2 separate regions of the Homo sapiens genome follow, and region 2 is linked to region 1. The links are chromatin loops, found by intact Hi-C in ENCODE. Cell type or tissue: heart left ventricle. All regions are shown on one strand. Each heading gives the region's core, and the rest is flanking DNA. Links, peaks and the distances in the headings are about the cores only. Region 1 has its middle 130 kb from the start of PPP1R12A-AS2. Region 2 holds the start of LINC01490 (long intergenic non-protein coding RNA 1490).

What was found. Hi-C counts contacts between places; a loop is a spot of excess contacts. Peaks named below come from ENCODE experiments on the same cell type or tissue, not always from the same donor. Only the 100,000 strongest peaks of a DNase experiment are listed, where the experiment ranks them.
Region 2: it touches region 1 in a loop (4-fold over the local background); 3 of 110 quality-filtered maps call a loop at or near these places.

Annotation. Positions count from the first base shown.
Region 1 is chr12:79,551,559-79,559,800 of GRCh38, forward strand. It overlaps the pseudogene NOP56P3. Among named protein-coding and RNA genes, the nearest start is that of PPP1R12A-AS2, 130 kb to the right of the region's middle. In heart left ventricle, for the core only: a CTCF peak has its summit at 4,164 (motif pointing right); no DNase peak of the experiment used is centred there; H3K27ac peaks cover 195 bases.
Region 2 is chr12:80,760,958-80,769,199 of GRCh38, forward strand. LINC01490 (long intergenic non-protein coding RNA 1490) reads left to right here and starts at 2,197. Exons shown (of 3, transcript NR_120470.1): 1 at 2,197-2,271; 2 at 5,793-5,863. In heart left ventricle, for the core only: a CTCF peak has its summit at 3,036 (motif pointing left); no DNase peak of the experiment used is centred there.

The DNA.
Region 1 (8,242 bases), core at 2,755-5,254:
GACAAATATGGTATGATTCTATTCACATAAAATGTCCAGACTAGGGAAATAAATAGAGATAAAAAGTAGATTAATAATTGTCAGGGGATTGGGGGAAGGGGAAACACGGAGTGGCTGTCAATGGGTGTGTATGTGGGTTCTTTTAGGAGTGATGAAAATGTTCTCAAATTATATAGTGATTGCATAACCTTGTAAATATATTAAAAACCACTGAATTGTACAATTTAAAAGAGTGACTTTTATGTTATGTAAATTATATCAATAAGACAAGGTAATTATAATACAATAAGATGATGGCCATATTAGAGCGTGCTAGTCTACATGTGTGGGGGTAGTGTTGGAGAAGAGGTTCAGAAAAGCTTTCTGAAAAAAATGACTTTTAAGCAGTGATCACAGAAGACAAGTAGGAGTAAGAAGGAAAAGGAGGAAGAATGGATCAATGTTAAAGGAACAGCAGAATATGCCCACGGCAGAGGGGAGAGAGCACATGGTACATTTGGAGGAATAGTGGTCCTGCTGGGCTGAAACATGGTGTTCACAGTGGAGAGAAGTAAGGCTAGGGATAGAAGGAGCAAACCAACCATGCTAAAGAATTTCTACTTTATCCTAATTATAACAGGAAACCCTTGAAAGAGCTAAAGCACAGGAATGACAAGATCTGGTCTGTTCTTCGGAAAGGTTGTTCTAAGTGCAACGCGAAGAACAGACTGGAGGTAAAGCAAGCATAGGGGCCAAGAGATTGGTTAGGAGGTTATTGCACTAACGCAAGTCTGAACTGACCAAATAGGGAAAATTGGAAGGTACCGGGGAAGTTCTTCCAAGCTCCCTGTAATGCTCTGCCAACTATAACAGTACTAGGCTCTGCCAGGAAGCAAGATGTGGTTTTAGTAAGGAGGTGGTGCCAATGCTAAGGCTGCTAGCGAGTCTTCCAGCAGACTCTACTCCTGCTTTTGGCCCAAACTTTATACTCAATCTCTAGACTTGGGCTCCCTTTTCCCTCCACAATGAACATAAAGATCCTCACCATGTGCAACAGAGAGATAGTCTACTGTAAGAGTATGGATTTGAGTCAGAAGCACCTAAGTTCAAATTCCTGCCCTGCCATTTCCAAGCTTATGTGATAAGATATACTTAACCTCTGATCTCAGTTTTTTGAATGTGAAATTAGGAAGATAGTAACATATCTCAGTTTTGTGCTAAGGATTATATGTGATTACAGATGTAAAAAAGCCTTGCACCAGGCCTGCCCTTTAGTAGGTGCTCAATAAATGTAGTCTCTGTACTCTTTGCATCACAATCCTATAGTTACAATTGTGTTCCTAATTGGTGGGTTCTTGGTCTCGCTGACTTCAAGAATGAAGCCGCGGACCCTCGTGGTAAGTGTTACAGTTCTTAAAGATGGCGTGTCCGGAGTTTGTTCCTTCTGATGTTCGGACATGTCTGGAGTTTCTTCCTTCTGGTGGGTTCGTGGTCTCGCTGGCTTCAGGAGTGAAGCTGCAGACCTTCACGGTGAGTGTTACAGCTCTTAAGGCGGTCCGTCTAGAGTTGTTCGTTCCTCTCGTTTGGAGTTGTTCATTCCTCCCGGTGCGTTCATCGTCTTGCTGGCCTCCTGCAGACCTTCACGGTGAGTGTTAGAGCTCATAACGGCAGTGCAGACCCAAAGAGTGAGCAGCAACAAGATTTATTGCCAAGAGCAAAAGAACAAAACTTCCACAGTGTGGAAAGGGTCCGGACTGAGTTGCCCCTGCTGGCTGGGGCAGCCAGCTTTTATTGCCTTATTTGGCCCCACCCACATCCTGCTGATTGGTCCATTTTACAGAGAGCTGATTGGTCTGTTTTGACAGGGTGCTGATTGGTGCGTTTACAATCCCTGAGCCAGACAGAGTGCTGATTGGTGTATTTACAATCCTCTAGCTAGATGTAAAAGTTCTCCAAGTTCCCACTAGATTAGCTAGACACAGATCACTGATTGGTGCATTTACAAACCTTGAGCTAGACACAGGGTGCTGACTGGTGCGTTTACAATCCCTGAGCTAGACACAGAGTGCTGACTGGTGCATTTACAATACTCTAGCTCGACATATAAGTTCTCCAAGTCCCCACCAGATTAGCTAGATACAGAGTGCTGATTGGTGCATCCACAAACCTTGAGCTAGACACAGGGTGCTGATTGGTGTATTTACAAACCTTGAGCCAGACACAAAGTGCTGATTGGTGCATTTACAATCCTCAAGCTAGACCTAAAAGTTCTCCAAGTCCCCACCAGATTAGCTAGGTACAGAGTGCTGATTGGTGCATCCATGAACCCCGAGCTAGACACAGAGTGCTGATTGGTGCATATACAATCCTCCAGCTAGACATAAAAGTTCTCCAAGTCCCCATCCGACTCAGGAGCCCAGCTGGCTTCGCCTAGTGGATCCTGCACCAGGGCCACAGGTGGAGATGCCTGCCAGTCCCGCGCCACACACCTGCACTCCTCAGCCCTTGGGCAGTCAATGGGACGGGGCGCTGTGGAGCAGGGAGTGGCACCCATTGGGGAGGCTCAGGCCAGGGACTCGGGCATGGCAGGCTGCAGGTCCTGAGCCCTGCCCCACAGGGAGGCAGCTGAGGCCCAGCAAGAATTTGAGCATGGCACGGGCAGGCTGGCAGTGCTGGGGGAGCCGGTGACCCCTCTGCAGCTGCTGGCCTGGTTGCTAAGCCCCTCATTGCTCAGGGCCAGCGGTGCTGCCCGCCGCTCCCAGTGCGGGGCCCACTGAGCCTGCACCCACCCAGAACTCACGTTGGCCTGTGAGCGCCACGTGCAGCCCCGGTTCCTGCCTGGGCCTCTCCCTCCACACCTCCCTGCAAGCAGAGGGAGCCGGCTCCGGCCTCAGCCAGCCCAGAGAGGGGCTTCCACAGTGCAGCGATGGGCTGAAGGGCTCCTCAAGTGTGGCCAGAGCGGACACCGAGGCTGAGGAGGTGCTGAGAGCAAGGGAGGGCTGCTAGCACGTTGTCACCTCTCACAATCATAATTCTTCAATGCAAGCATGACACCAAAGGGTGAGGCCTGCTACTGTCAAAATTTTAGTGAGCTAGGAGGACTATTCCATATTTTCCTAGAAATAGGTATTTGCTAGTTGACAAACATAAGTTATTTGTATCCATGGTTCCTTAAAATACCATTTCAAAGCCAAATGTATTTAGGGCTGGGCGCAGTGGCTCATGCCTGTAATCCCAGCACTTTGGGAGGCCAAGGCAGGTGGATCACCTGAGGTCAGGAGTTTGAGACCAGCCTGGTCAACAAGGTGAAACCCTGTCTCTACTAAAAATACAAAAATTAGCCAGGCATGGTGGCAGGTGACTGTAACCCCAACTACTCAGGAGGCTGAAGCAGGAAAACTGCTCAAACCCGGGAGGCGGGGATTGCAGTGAGCCAAGATCACGCCATTGTACTCCAGCCTGGGTGACAAGGGTGAAACGCTGTCTCAAAAACAAACAAACAAACAAAACCAAAAAGTTAGACTTATTTAAATTAATTCCTAAAAGGAAAGATCTGAGAGCTCCTCAGACAAGTCATCAAATCAGGCTTGTTTATGCTCAAGCAGGAAGGCCAAAGTTCCAGGTAAAGGCTCTCCTTTCTAGAATCAGCATAACTGCAAGGCAGCAGACCATATAAATAGTTTGATGCTCTGAACAAATGGAATGTTGTCTGGAATGATAATGTGGAAAGAGTTCATGTTAACACAGCAGGCCATTTAATGTAAAGAAACATGTTTTAAAAGCTACCTAGAGCTTTCTAGGTACAAGTGTTTTGTTCAGGTTTTTATGCAGACAGAAACAGTTTAAAAACAGGCAAGGATCGAAGGTATCAAAATGTGTTTTAAAACCTATCTGAAGGAGTTGATTACTATCAGCGCTAAAACCCAGTCTTTAGTCTCCTCCTTAACCAGGATGCAGTTCCTAGAGATAAAATATAATGTTAACACTGATCTAATATAGTAAACAATCGTCAGAACTTTGGAAAGATTTCTCTCTCTCTCTCTACACACACACACATTTTATATCTTTCATGTATCCCTCTCCCCCTCCTCCCATACTATGAAGTAATATTTAACCCCAAAGAAATAACCTTGTTAAGTTTGTTTCCTTCTTTGCTAATCACTGCAGTGGATTTCAGAAAGCACAAGGTGGCAGAAGCACACTAAAAATCCAACTGGAATAAAGGCTACAGCAATTTGAACATCATAAAAATGGCAGCAACTCTATTTTTAAAAATAAATGAGTACTTTTTCATCATAACAAACATGCTCAATAAAATTTTGAAAATATGACAGGTAGAAAAAGGAAAGGGGATTGTATTACTGAGACATATGGACAAATGTTTAATTCTTCCTACTACAATTATTAGTTGTGATTTTATCAGATATGCAACTTTATATCCTCCCTTTTAAACTCTAACAATGGGAGCACTTTCAAATCTGCTTTAGTCAAACATCTCTGTTTCAAAAAATATTTAAGGCATCTGCATGTGTCCATGTTTTTATAAACATTTTCAAAAGATCACTGATTAGAACATGGCTAATTTTATCTAGCCATTTTCCCATTAGCAATGATTGTTTTAAGTTAAACATTATCAATGACACCTGAGCCAGTAAATTTACATTTTAAGATCTCATTTCAAAAATCAAACAGGCTGGGGGCGGTGGCTCATGCCTATAATCCCAGTACTTTGGGAGGCCAAGGCAGGCGGTCACCAGAGGTCAGGAGTTCGACACCAGCCTGACCAACATGGAGAAACCCCGTCTCTACTAAAAATACAAAAATTAGCCAGGTGTAGTGGTGGGCACCTGTAATCCCAACTACTCAGGAGGCTGAGGCAGGAGAATCACTTGAATTCGGGAGGCGGAGGTTGCAATGAGCCGAGATCACGCCATTGCACTCCAGCCTGGGTGACAGCGAGACTCTGTCTCAAAAAACAAAAAACAAATAAAAACAGCCATCTGAGAAAATCAGACATGAACAAATGAAATAACATTTTATTCCAAAACAGAATCAAATGATGCTATCCTGTTTACTTTTTGCACTGGCCTGTGGGTACTTGGACCTTTCTTATTTTACAAACCTATATCTACAGTGTGTGTTTAGAAAATCATTTTATATGTCGAAAATATAACAAAATAATTTTAAAAATACTTAAGTATTGTGGTAGCAGTCAAAAGTTATTTATACTTTTAAAAGATTGCTACCAACTAGATTTGCCCCTGGAAAAATAACCAAAGCCATAATTCATTTGCTACTTTGGAATCAACCTGAATGCCAAAAACAACTGTATAAAATCATTTGGTCTAGTCATCTGCTTTAGACAGGTGAAAAGCCATTATTATTCCCCTCTATTATGGGCTCAGGAAAATAAAGCCAACATCAATGGAAGATGGTGCTCAGAACCCTGTCAAGTATGGGGAAAATTCTGTATCTCCGGATGTCTTTTGACCTTAATTCAGACCTTTAATCCACAGGTCAAAATATGTAAAATTAGAAATAATGTAATGACTTTTCCCCCTTTTAACTGAAACTCAGTTTTCTCTATTAAATGAGCAAAACAATGACTTCCATGAGAGAGGAAATTCAATTGTCAGGAACAAATGTTATTACATTCCAGCACCTTCTGAATGTTTAGTCTTGAGTCTTTCTTTTGTAAGCACTAACTAAGCAATCACAGGGAATTCTCTTCAAGAAGGATTCTCATTCATGATTTTCTCCAGGCCCCAGTGAGAACTCTAAATTAAAGGGCTCTCACTCTTTATGGCTTCACTTGCTTCTTCCTTCCCCAGTAGCTTTGAAGAAATTTCCCTTTTTATTCAAATGTGCTCACCCAGGTCAGAGAGGAGATTTCCTGAACTCTGAACACCAAGGTTAAATCTTCCATGGTCTAACACCTTGCAAGCTGCAAATAACTGAAGAGGGGAAAAAAGATCACCTTAAAGAAATTATTAGTATAGAACCTTTCTGCACTTTCTCAACATTTCTTCTACTTAGGCCTGCATGAGAAATTCAAGACCAAGTCTGGATAATTCAACTATAAACTCAGCATCAGAATGTTTTTTGCCTGCCTATTTGCTAAGGTTTCCAAAAACTGGGCTTATCCATTTCCAGAGCCCTGGAAAAAATTTGAAAACATGAACTATATTAATAATAATGTGCCTTCTCTATAGAGCATCCACATTTTAAAAGCCTAGAGATCCTGGCTTGGGAAAGCTAGAAAAGTAAATACCAACTATGATGACTGGAGAAACTAATTTAAATTCCTCTGCTGAATCTTGTCCCCAGGCTTCCAATAAAAATAAGTTAGGTTTTGGCCCTGAACTATTCCTTACAAAAATTGCTTATCATTATACAAGAATAGTTTCCCTATTTTCTGTTTATTTGTTTTTCCTCTAGTTCTATTCTTTCCCACATAGATTAAACCAAAATAAGATTAGCCAAACCTAATTTGATTCTAATCCAAGCCACACACCCTATGTATTCCATTACAAATCAAGTTTAATTTACTGACTTCCTTGGGTCCCAACTGAATGACCTACTGGAAGCTACGAAAGGGGTCACAGAGTAAGACTGCAGGCCAAAAAAAGAATGTGAAAAACACATGCAAGCCTGGAAACAAATTCACCCAAAGACATAACTTGCTTAAGATGTTTCTTGTGGAATTTGAATGCTAAAAGATCAAGTCTCCTAACAGGAAAAGCAGCCAACAGAGAAGCAGATGCATTCACATTCACTCATCATTCGTTCGCTCATTCATTCATTCAACAATTATACATAGACCTCTCATAGTCATGAGTTTTAACAACAGCAGAAACTTCAGGAGAGTATTTGCTTTCTGGTGCTCAGTTCTGCACTGAAGCCAGTCTCCCATTACCACAGGATTTTTTCTGTATGTTGTAAAATCTGTGAACATAAACTTTAGTTTTTATCTGCTTTTATTTTTTGGTAATTTGGAAGCTGAATTTAAAACATCCCCTTTAATTTTGGCAACGAGTAGCTTTTAGATTCTTTTAATCCAAGGGATTTTAGACCTTCTGAAGTCAAGGTTTACTTCTAAAGAATAAAGAATTTTGTTTGCTAACAATGTGAAAGAGCTAATATAATAGCTACATATGGTCTTATACCAGTGATAAGTCACTAATGTTGTTACAGCTTATGTGACAAACGTTCACAATGTTTTTGGTCCTCAAAATCACCCTGACAGCAGTAGTACTCCAGAGAGGTGTGAGGAGACGAGTGAAAAACCCAAAAAGAAGAAAAAGCAAAAGCCCCAGGAGGTTCCTCAGGAGAAAACAGAAGACCCATCTATCTCTTTCTCCAAACCCAAGAAAAAGAAATCTTTTTCCAAGGAGGAGTTGATGAGTAGTGATCTTGAAGAGACTGCTGGCAGCACCAGTCTTCTCAAGAGGAAGAAGTCTTCACCCAAGACGGAAACAGTTAATGACCCCGAAGAGGCAGGCAACAGAAGTGTCTCCAAGAAAAAGACGAAATTCTCCAAAGAGGAGCCTGTCAGCAGTGGACCTGAAGAGGCTGCTGGCAGCAAGAGCAGCTCCAAGAAGAAAATGTTCCATAAAGAAGCCCAGGAAGATTAGAATGCAAATGGACATTCTCTGGGAGGCGGGGCATACCATAGCCCAAGACGACATTTCCTACCATGTCCAGTTCCCCAATAAAAACAAATTCACACACACACACAAATCACCCTCATGAAATAAGAGAGGAATTATTATGACCACTTTGAAGATCAGGAAGTGGAGGCTCAGGAAAGGGAAATGATATGTCCAAAGTCCCTTTTTCTAAGTGGTGAATTCAAATCTTAAGACTATCTGATCACTGTTCTTTTCTACTTTTCCTCAATTAATATTTAGTTTAAAATTTAAGCTTTTGTGTATTTTGTTCTAGGGGTTGGGACTATAAAGCTGTACACATATATAAAATTCCTCCTTAGCCTAGGCAACATGGCAAAACCCAATCTCAACAAAAAAAATACAAAAATTAGCTGGGCATGGTGGTGTGCATCTGTAGTCCCAGTCACTTCGGAGGCTGAGGTGGGAGGATAGCTTAGGCCCCAGAGGCAGAGGTTGCAGTGAGCCAAGATGGCACCATTGCACTCCAGCCTGGGGCAACAGAGCCCGAAACTGTTTCAAAAAAAAAAAAAAAATTCCTCCTTATGATTCAAGAGATTCCTGCATAGTCCTCAATCTTTGGTTTTGCTTTAAGA
Region 2 (8,242 bases), core at 2,080-4,579, 1.2 Mb after region 1:
TGTTCTGGCCCAGTTATACTCAACGGGTGATATGAGGGTTGTGTTTCACCATCTACTCCTGGTATTTGAAGAGTAACTTCTAGACAAGAAATTGTGATAGAACCGAGGCTTGCATTTTGTCAATCTTATATTAAAGGGGAAAACAAGTAAGAACAGTGCTCAATAAATCATCTTCAATGTTTCTCAGATCCGCTCTACACATTACTCTTTCCTCCTTCCCACCCATTCAATTATTCAGCAAATATTTATTGAGTTTTTTAGGAAGTGGGGGCACACCGATGAATAAAACAGATTAAAATCTCTGCCTTTGTAAAGTTTTTAATTCAGAAGAGGGAAACAATGAAAAATAAGCAGCACAGAAGAGAGAAAGAGAAGGGCTAGTGCAGGGGGCAGATACAGACACAGATATGCATGTTGGAAGCTAATAAATACTGACGAACAAAGGAAAATATTAAATAAAGTAGATAGAGTAGGCCATACTGTGAAAACAAGATCCCAACGAAGTGTTGAAGGATCTGCAGGAATTAGCCCAGCAGTTGTCTCGAAGAAAGTATCCTAAGCAGAGAGAAGGCTAGCTCAAATGTCCTAAGGTAGACATACCCAATGTTCCTGAGAAACAGCTCAGGGGCCAATGTGGTTGGAGGGGAGTGAGCTAAGCGGGGCTAGTAGGACATGTGGCAGAGGAGTAAGAGAGAGATAGATCACAAAAAGCCTTGAAGGCTCTTAAAAGAATCTGTTTTTACTCTAAAGGGTCATTACAGGGTTCTAAGCAGAGGAGTGACACAGTCTGACTTATGCTTTTATTAAAGGAGTTGCTTTAAAGACAGCAACTCCTTTTGGAGACCAACTGCTGTGTTGAGGATAGATTGGGGCAGGGCAGGGGCCAGGTGGGGGCTGGGGGACCTGGAATCGGGAAGACCAGCAGGAAGTTATCATGGTGATTCAGGTGGGAGATGATGGCCAGGACTGAAATGACAGCAATGGAAGCAGTGCAAAGGGCGCAGCTACTGTTTATACCTTGAAGGTTGAGTCAACAGAATTTCCTAACAGACTGGATGTGAGTGTGAGAGAACGCGTGAAGTAGGGGAATCACTCCACTAAGTATTGCTTAAACAAGGGGCAGGGTGGAGCAGCCACAAATTAAGATGCGGGTACTCCCTGAATGTGGGGGCAGGGTGGTCAGGAGTTCAGTTTTGAGTGTACTGGGTTTGACATGTGTATTCATCATCTGAGATTGTACCTTCATACTTCTTAGTTGAGAAGGAGCTTAGAGACCACAGTAAATATGGTATCTGTCTGCCTAATCAATATTCTTTCTTTACAAATTAAGAAGTTCATTTGTAAAAACAATTCAATGAATTGCACAAGGCTACGCAGCATAACAATTGTCATGCACAGTTGTTCTTTTAAAGTACTGTCTGGGCAATAAATCATAGCCAAGTTCAGAATCCTCTGGCCTGTTTAAGTGAAAACCTTCCAGGGCTAATAATTCCAGTCACTAAAGAAGGGGCTTTAAAAAAAAAAAACTCCCTTGTGCCAGTGCACGGTGTCTCACAACTGTAATCCCAGCACTTTGGGAGGCCAAGGTGGGCTGATCACTTGAGGTCAGGAGTTCGAGACCATCCTGGACAACATGGTGAAACCCTGTCTCTACTAAAAATACAAAAAATTGCCAGGTATGGTAGCTCATGCCTGTAATCCCAGCTACTGGGGAGGCTGAGGCAGGAGAATCGCTGGAAGCCAGGAGGTGAAGGTTGCAGTGAGCCAAGATAGTACCACTCTACTCCAGCCTAGGCGACAGAGTGAGACTCTGTTTCAAAAATAATAATTATTATAATTATTTTAAAAAATGAAAAAATTACAAACCTCCCTTGTAAAGAAGACATACAACTAACATTCATTAAGAGATTATATCATTCCGGACACACTCTCTCACTTAAGGGTCACAACAGCCCTATGAGTTAGGTTCCATAACTATTTTCCCCATTTTACAAAAGAGGTAAAGAAATTATAGAGACGTTAAGTGATTTGTTAATTAAGTAGTAAAGCTGAGATTTAAACCCCGCATTCTGAGCCTAAAGTTCTGCACTAGACCTTTACCCTTTCACTGTAGTATTCAAGCTCTATAAAAATGCAGTCAGTGCTTGGAAGGGCAACTTTGAAAGCTGGTCATTATGTCACAATTGTGTTTGTGACAACAGGTGTTAAGAGGAAGAGAGGAGCAAGCATATATATATGGCACTCCAGGAAGATGAAGGTGGGATTATAGAAGTAAGAGTTAAAAACTGGGGAATGGAGGTTACTAACACCCAGATTTCAAAGATGAATTTTCTAACTTAAATTTACTGAAGACTCTATCCTCTGGGGAAGGCGTGTTTAAATAAAACCAAGGAAGGTTTTTTATAACATGAAGTGATTCCTTTAAATGAAATTGAGTATATAACATGCTGGTATTGTTCATTAAGAATAATTTGCTTAAAATTGCCTACAATCAAGAATTTTATGCAACCATTGTATTGATTTTATAATTGACAGACTGGTGTTTACTTTAAAATGTGCCAATGAGTAAACTGAGTCTTTATTGACATTTATACACACTAAATTAAACTGAAAACCAACTTCTTTTTTTCAGCTTGCTTTGCTGTGACTAAAGAGAACTTGTAAGGAAGCCTGTGTCCATAGATTGTCATGGTAGCTCGCAACCTTTACTTTCTTTACGTGTGTCAAGTAATTCCAGGGAGTAGACGGTAAATTGGCACATCTTTCCATTAAGTAGGACTTGTTTGCCTTCAAAGAGGGGAGACATTGCCTCCTCCAAGTGATAGAGGGATGAGAAAACCTTTAAATATAGTCAGATGGAAAATGGTTGAAATGTTTTGTTTTAACATATGCCTTCTGGTATTTTTTATTTTCAAAATAAAAAATGCGTTTTTCATTTCATTTATGGTAATTAACACACTTCATTTGTTTTCCTTTTGTGGTTTTTGACTTTTTCATTTGATTGAAGAGCCTTTCTTTCAAGGCATTTGTCTGCTCCCTGGTGGTCAGATAAAAATTTGCAACTTCAAGTGTTCAAACGGTTTTTTTTTTCCCCAACCTTAAAAAAAAAAAATCCTTCAAATTGGCATTCAGAAGTGTGTTACCTCACATTTTATCAGCAGATGGATCCCGCATTAAGTTATTGTTTCCTTAATCCAACTGAGGTTCCAAATGTTCCTTTTATTATAACGTATACAGGGAAATTTCAATATGCTTACTTTCTAGTGTATGCAGCTGTAGTCTGGGAGGTCTGATGTTAGGGAAAAAGAAGGAGGAAAGCAAGATTAAAAATCATTCCTGGAAATGCAAGAGAAAATGTGCTGGAGTGGTAAGACCAAAGTTTTCTTCTTCCTTTTTTTTTTTTCTGCTCTTCACACACACACAGACACCCCACAAGGAAAAAGATAGGTTTGCCTAGAAAACTACTGCTTCAGTTTCTCCTCTCTACTTTTCCTCTCCTGCAAGTTAAGTAAATCTCCAAGCCCATGAAAAATGTATGGACGCCTGGTCTGGTGTGTATATCCCAGTACTTTGTGAGGCCTACGCAGGAGGATTGCCTGAGTCTAGGAGTTCAAGACAAGCCTGGGCAACATAGTGAGACCCTGTTTCTAAAAAAAAAAAAAAAAAAAAAAATTTAAAAATTAGCCAGGTGTAGTGGCCCGTGCCTGTATACCCAGTTACTGGAGAGGCTGTAATTGTGTGGTGAAGAAAGTGTTAATTAATTTGATTGTGGTAATTATTATACAATGTATGTGTATCTCAAATTATCATGTTGTATACATTAATATAATTTTCATTTGTCAATTATACCTTAATAAAGCTGAGGAGGAAAAATTTTAATGTAATCCTGTCAAGACCATTTTCCACTATGACTGGCTTTCCTTCATACTTTCCCTTAGAATGGCCTTGGGCATTACGACTTTGAAACAAGGGGAAGTTGTGTTGAAGATATTCCATTTTAATTGTAATTTAGAAAAACAGTTTGGAAAATTTCAATAAAACGATAGAGAAATTATAGATTCTTGATGTAGATACATGTGAAGGATATTCTTTTGCCATTTTAAAATGTATTTACTATATAACCAAAAGAATTCAAATTAATGAAATATGAAAAGAAAAACCACAAGAATAAATAATACAATCAATAGAAATTACTCTGATATCAAGAAGTAAATTATAACAACCACAATGAAATCACATCATATCCAAAAGAATAACTCATTAAAAGGAAAAGATAAGTTTGAATGGGAGTAATGAGTAAGTGCTTGGATTGACAATGAAATCAAAAGGAAGAGTTCCATACAGACAAAGTGGAAATAATGTAAATATCTTGCCGATTTAACAAGAAATACTGGCTGAAGAAAATGTAAAAACTCATAATACATCCCAACTACAGTGAGAACATCAATAGCAAAGTGTTTAAAAAATATTATCAATTCCAAGATAATTCATGGAATTCTCTTAAATTGATAATATTGTGCAAAAATTGCCCTCAGAACCTATGACTCATATGAACAGAACTTAATATGCTAGGCATGGTGGCTCACACCTGTAATCCCAGCACTTTGGGATGCCAAGGCAGGCAGGTCCTTTGAGCCCAGGAGTTTGAGACCAGCCTGGACAACATGGTGAAACCCTGTTTGTACAAAAAATACAAAAATTAGCGGGGCATTGTGGTGCATGCCTGTAGTCCCAGCTACTTGGGATGAGGGCCTGAGGTAGGAGCATCGCTTGAGCTTGGGAGATCAAGGCTGCACTGAGCTGTTATCGTGTCACTGCACTCCAGCCTGGACAACAGAGTGGGACTCTGTCTCAAAAACAAACAAACAAAAACTTGACAGAGAGTTTCCCAAATTATCCGCAATCCTAAAAATTTAATTTGACATCCCAAACAATAAGTAACGAAATTATAATAAATTATTCTAAACTACCAAATTAAAAAAATTTTTTTGATCAATCTAGAGGAAAGACTGAATTATCTTTCTATTCTCTCCATGGAAAATATTATAAAATCAATGTCATATCAAGAGGCAATTCAGAGTATACAGCAAAAATACATATGTTAGAAAAAAGTATTATGGTGTTTTTAAGGTTGTTAATAAGTGCAATTGTGCAGTATTTCTGGATTTTTGTATTTGTCAACTTCTGAAAATTTTGAATTTCTTGTGATTTCTTTTCTCATTCTAAATAAATACATTTGCATCTTCGTAAATTTTCTTAAAAACCTTATTTTCTGCCTCTCTCCAGATAAGCTTCGTGCCCCCCAAAACAAAAGTTTATTCCTATACACACCTCCACTGTAACTCTTAGCAATTGTGGGTCCCTTCTCAATACTTACAAAGTGTGGTCACAGACATACACATTCATGCACACACACTGCCAATTGTGATTCAATCTCATCTAAGAATAAAGGCTGTGTAATGGCTTTGCATTTGATTAACTAAAAGGCCACCCTCTTAACATTCCATCTCCAGAATGAATTATGTCTGTATCTCTAATGTAGCAGACCTGCTTACACCTTTTAAACTTGCTACTCTTCAAGTCTTTACCACAACCATGCTGGAAAGGAAAATAAAAAAAACAAAATCTAAACAACCTAATAGCCTCAGTTTCATCTAAGACCCCTCTCCTCAGTTTTCATTCAATTTACAGTGCTTCCTGGGCTGCTCTGAAATGGGATGTTAGTATTTCTCAAGATGCAATTATTTCTTGTTAAAATAATAACAATCATCATCATCATCATCATCATCTAGGTGCTGTTAGTACCAGGGACACTGGACAAGAAAGATAAGCAAGCCACTGCTGTCTGATTCCTACATAGCAGGTTTGTATTTTGTGACAAAGGTAGCATGTATTATTTTCTGTGCCCAGAAATTTCTAATAGGAATATGTATTATAATGACATCTTTCATACTGTGATGTTGAAACCATCTCCACAAAGTTCACAAGAATTGCATGTTGAGTTCTGGACAGAAATATAGTTATAATTAAGCATTAATCAGGCTGCACTCTGGCCCACTTCCTTGTTGTTAAAACTCATGTAGCACTAGATACTGGCCATTTGCATGCTCATTGTTCCATAGATAGAATTTCTGACATTAGGGTCATAGGCTGTTTAAGAATCGATTTGCATGCCCACTGCTCCCATAGGGAGGATGTCTGACATGAGTGTCATAGACTATTTAAGAAATAATTTGCATCCCCGTTGTTCCTACAGACAGGATCTCTGTCATTAGAATCATAAGGCTTTTGTTTAAGGCTTTTGTTAAATTTTGTAAAATTTCTCATTTCTTGTGATTTCTATTCTCATTCTAAATAAATACATTTATATCTTTGCAATTTTTCTTTAAGACCTTACTTCTGCTTCACTCAAGATTGTTTTTCAGACCCCTAATTCCAGCAGCCAGTTTGAAGACCCCCACAGAAGAGTGAGATCAGCAGAATACACCTCATTCATCTCCCTATTCCATGACTTCACTGTGCACTCTGGGACCAATCAACAATCTCCACACTTCAGTTCACTCCAAAACCCTTAAAAATTTTATCCTCAAATTCTTCAGGGAGATGGATTTGAGGCTTCTTCCCATCTCCTTGTTCAGTGACCCTACAATTGAATCTCTTTCTCTGCGCCAGCTCAGCATCTTGGTGTATTGACTTGCTGTATGCATCAGGCAATAAGCCTATTACAGCTACGGTAGTCTATCCAATATGAAACAAGAAATGAAATTCTGTTAATGCCATGTTGAGTATTATCCTGGCTCTAAAAGTATATTTGAAATGAGAATTGTAAATCCAAAAGCTTGTTTAAGTACAATAGGCAAATTTTACTGGAACATATAAATATGATGGGCCTCTATTTATTGGCCTATCCAGTTTCTTCAAAAGGCTGGAAAAAGTAAACCTTTCCCTTACAGTTTTGTATGCTTCTCTAGGTTCTAAATTAGGTATTTATCTAAATAGTATAGAATTCGTGTTTGTAATTCAGGAGGTAAAAAAGAGTATTAAAGGGACTTGATTTAGTTTTAGACCCAGGAAACACTGCAAGCACTTTGATGTGCTGGATGTCCTGCAGTTGGTGGCTTGTGTTGATACTGGCAATGAACCATACTACTGACTAGTTTTTCTTGTACAGGCAATGAGAAAGATTAGCATATTGGCTTAATCAATTTTTAATGAAGGAGATATATACTAATGACCAAATATTTGATACTGCTGTTACAGAAGAGCAAAATTTAAATTTTCAAAAGGACAGAATTATTAGGAGAACTACTTTGGGAACTGGATTTTCTATATAATCGTTTGTTCCCATCTTCTAATTGTCCCCTGGCTTTCTTCTTCAGTCTAGGATATGGATGAATAATTAAACGAAGAAATATTTCAGATTCTTGCCTGTATGGATTTTATACATAGCATTCAAGCACTGCTGATTTACCATGAATCGATTATACTTTACTGTGGGCTCAGTCTTTGATCATTTGCTCTTTTGGCTAACTAGCAAGATTAAGTGATTTGTCCTAAATCATGCTCTAAGAATTAAGACTTCATTAATAATGCACTAAGAATTATATACATGCTACAGAAAGCAATCTTAGAGATCTGTATTTGTCAAGACTCCTGACTGCGTGTGACTTAACATGAATCAGTTTATTGGTCCCCTAATGACTACAATGTGGGAAAGATAGAGTGGAGGGATATAGAGATTCTCTTTATCCACATAAACCGAAGAAATGTAGAATTTAAGACTTTGTGTTTCTAACACTGTAGGAGAGAACAGTTCATTCAGAGCTCTTAATATTTTAGGAACTAGAGATTAATTTAGTAAAAATTACTAGATCATCAATGTCACATTTGTTTGAATTGTAAAAAGTTGCCTCCAGCAGAAGGATTGAAAAAAAAAAACAAAAAACAAAAAAACAACAAACAAAAAAAAAAAACCAAACACTCTCTGGGCAGATGAATTACAAAAGGCATCTCTTTGGGTAAATAAACAATGAAAATCTAAAAAACAAAACACTCTTTTAAACTGATAAACAACCCAAGGCTAACAAACCAGCCTTCCATTTACCCTCTTGGCTGGATGCATTTGTGAAAAGTACAATCTGCAAAATCATACAATTGATTTTGGAGAGTTCATCGGATTTTTCTGAATCTTGAATACAGTATTACGCTGGACTCTTTTTTTGGTGTTGGAGGGCAGTATCTG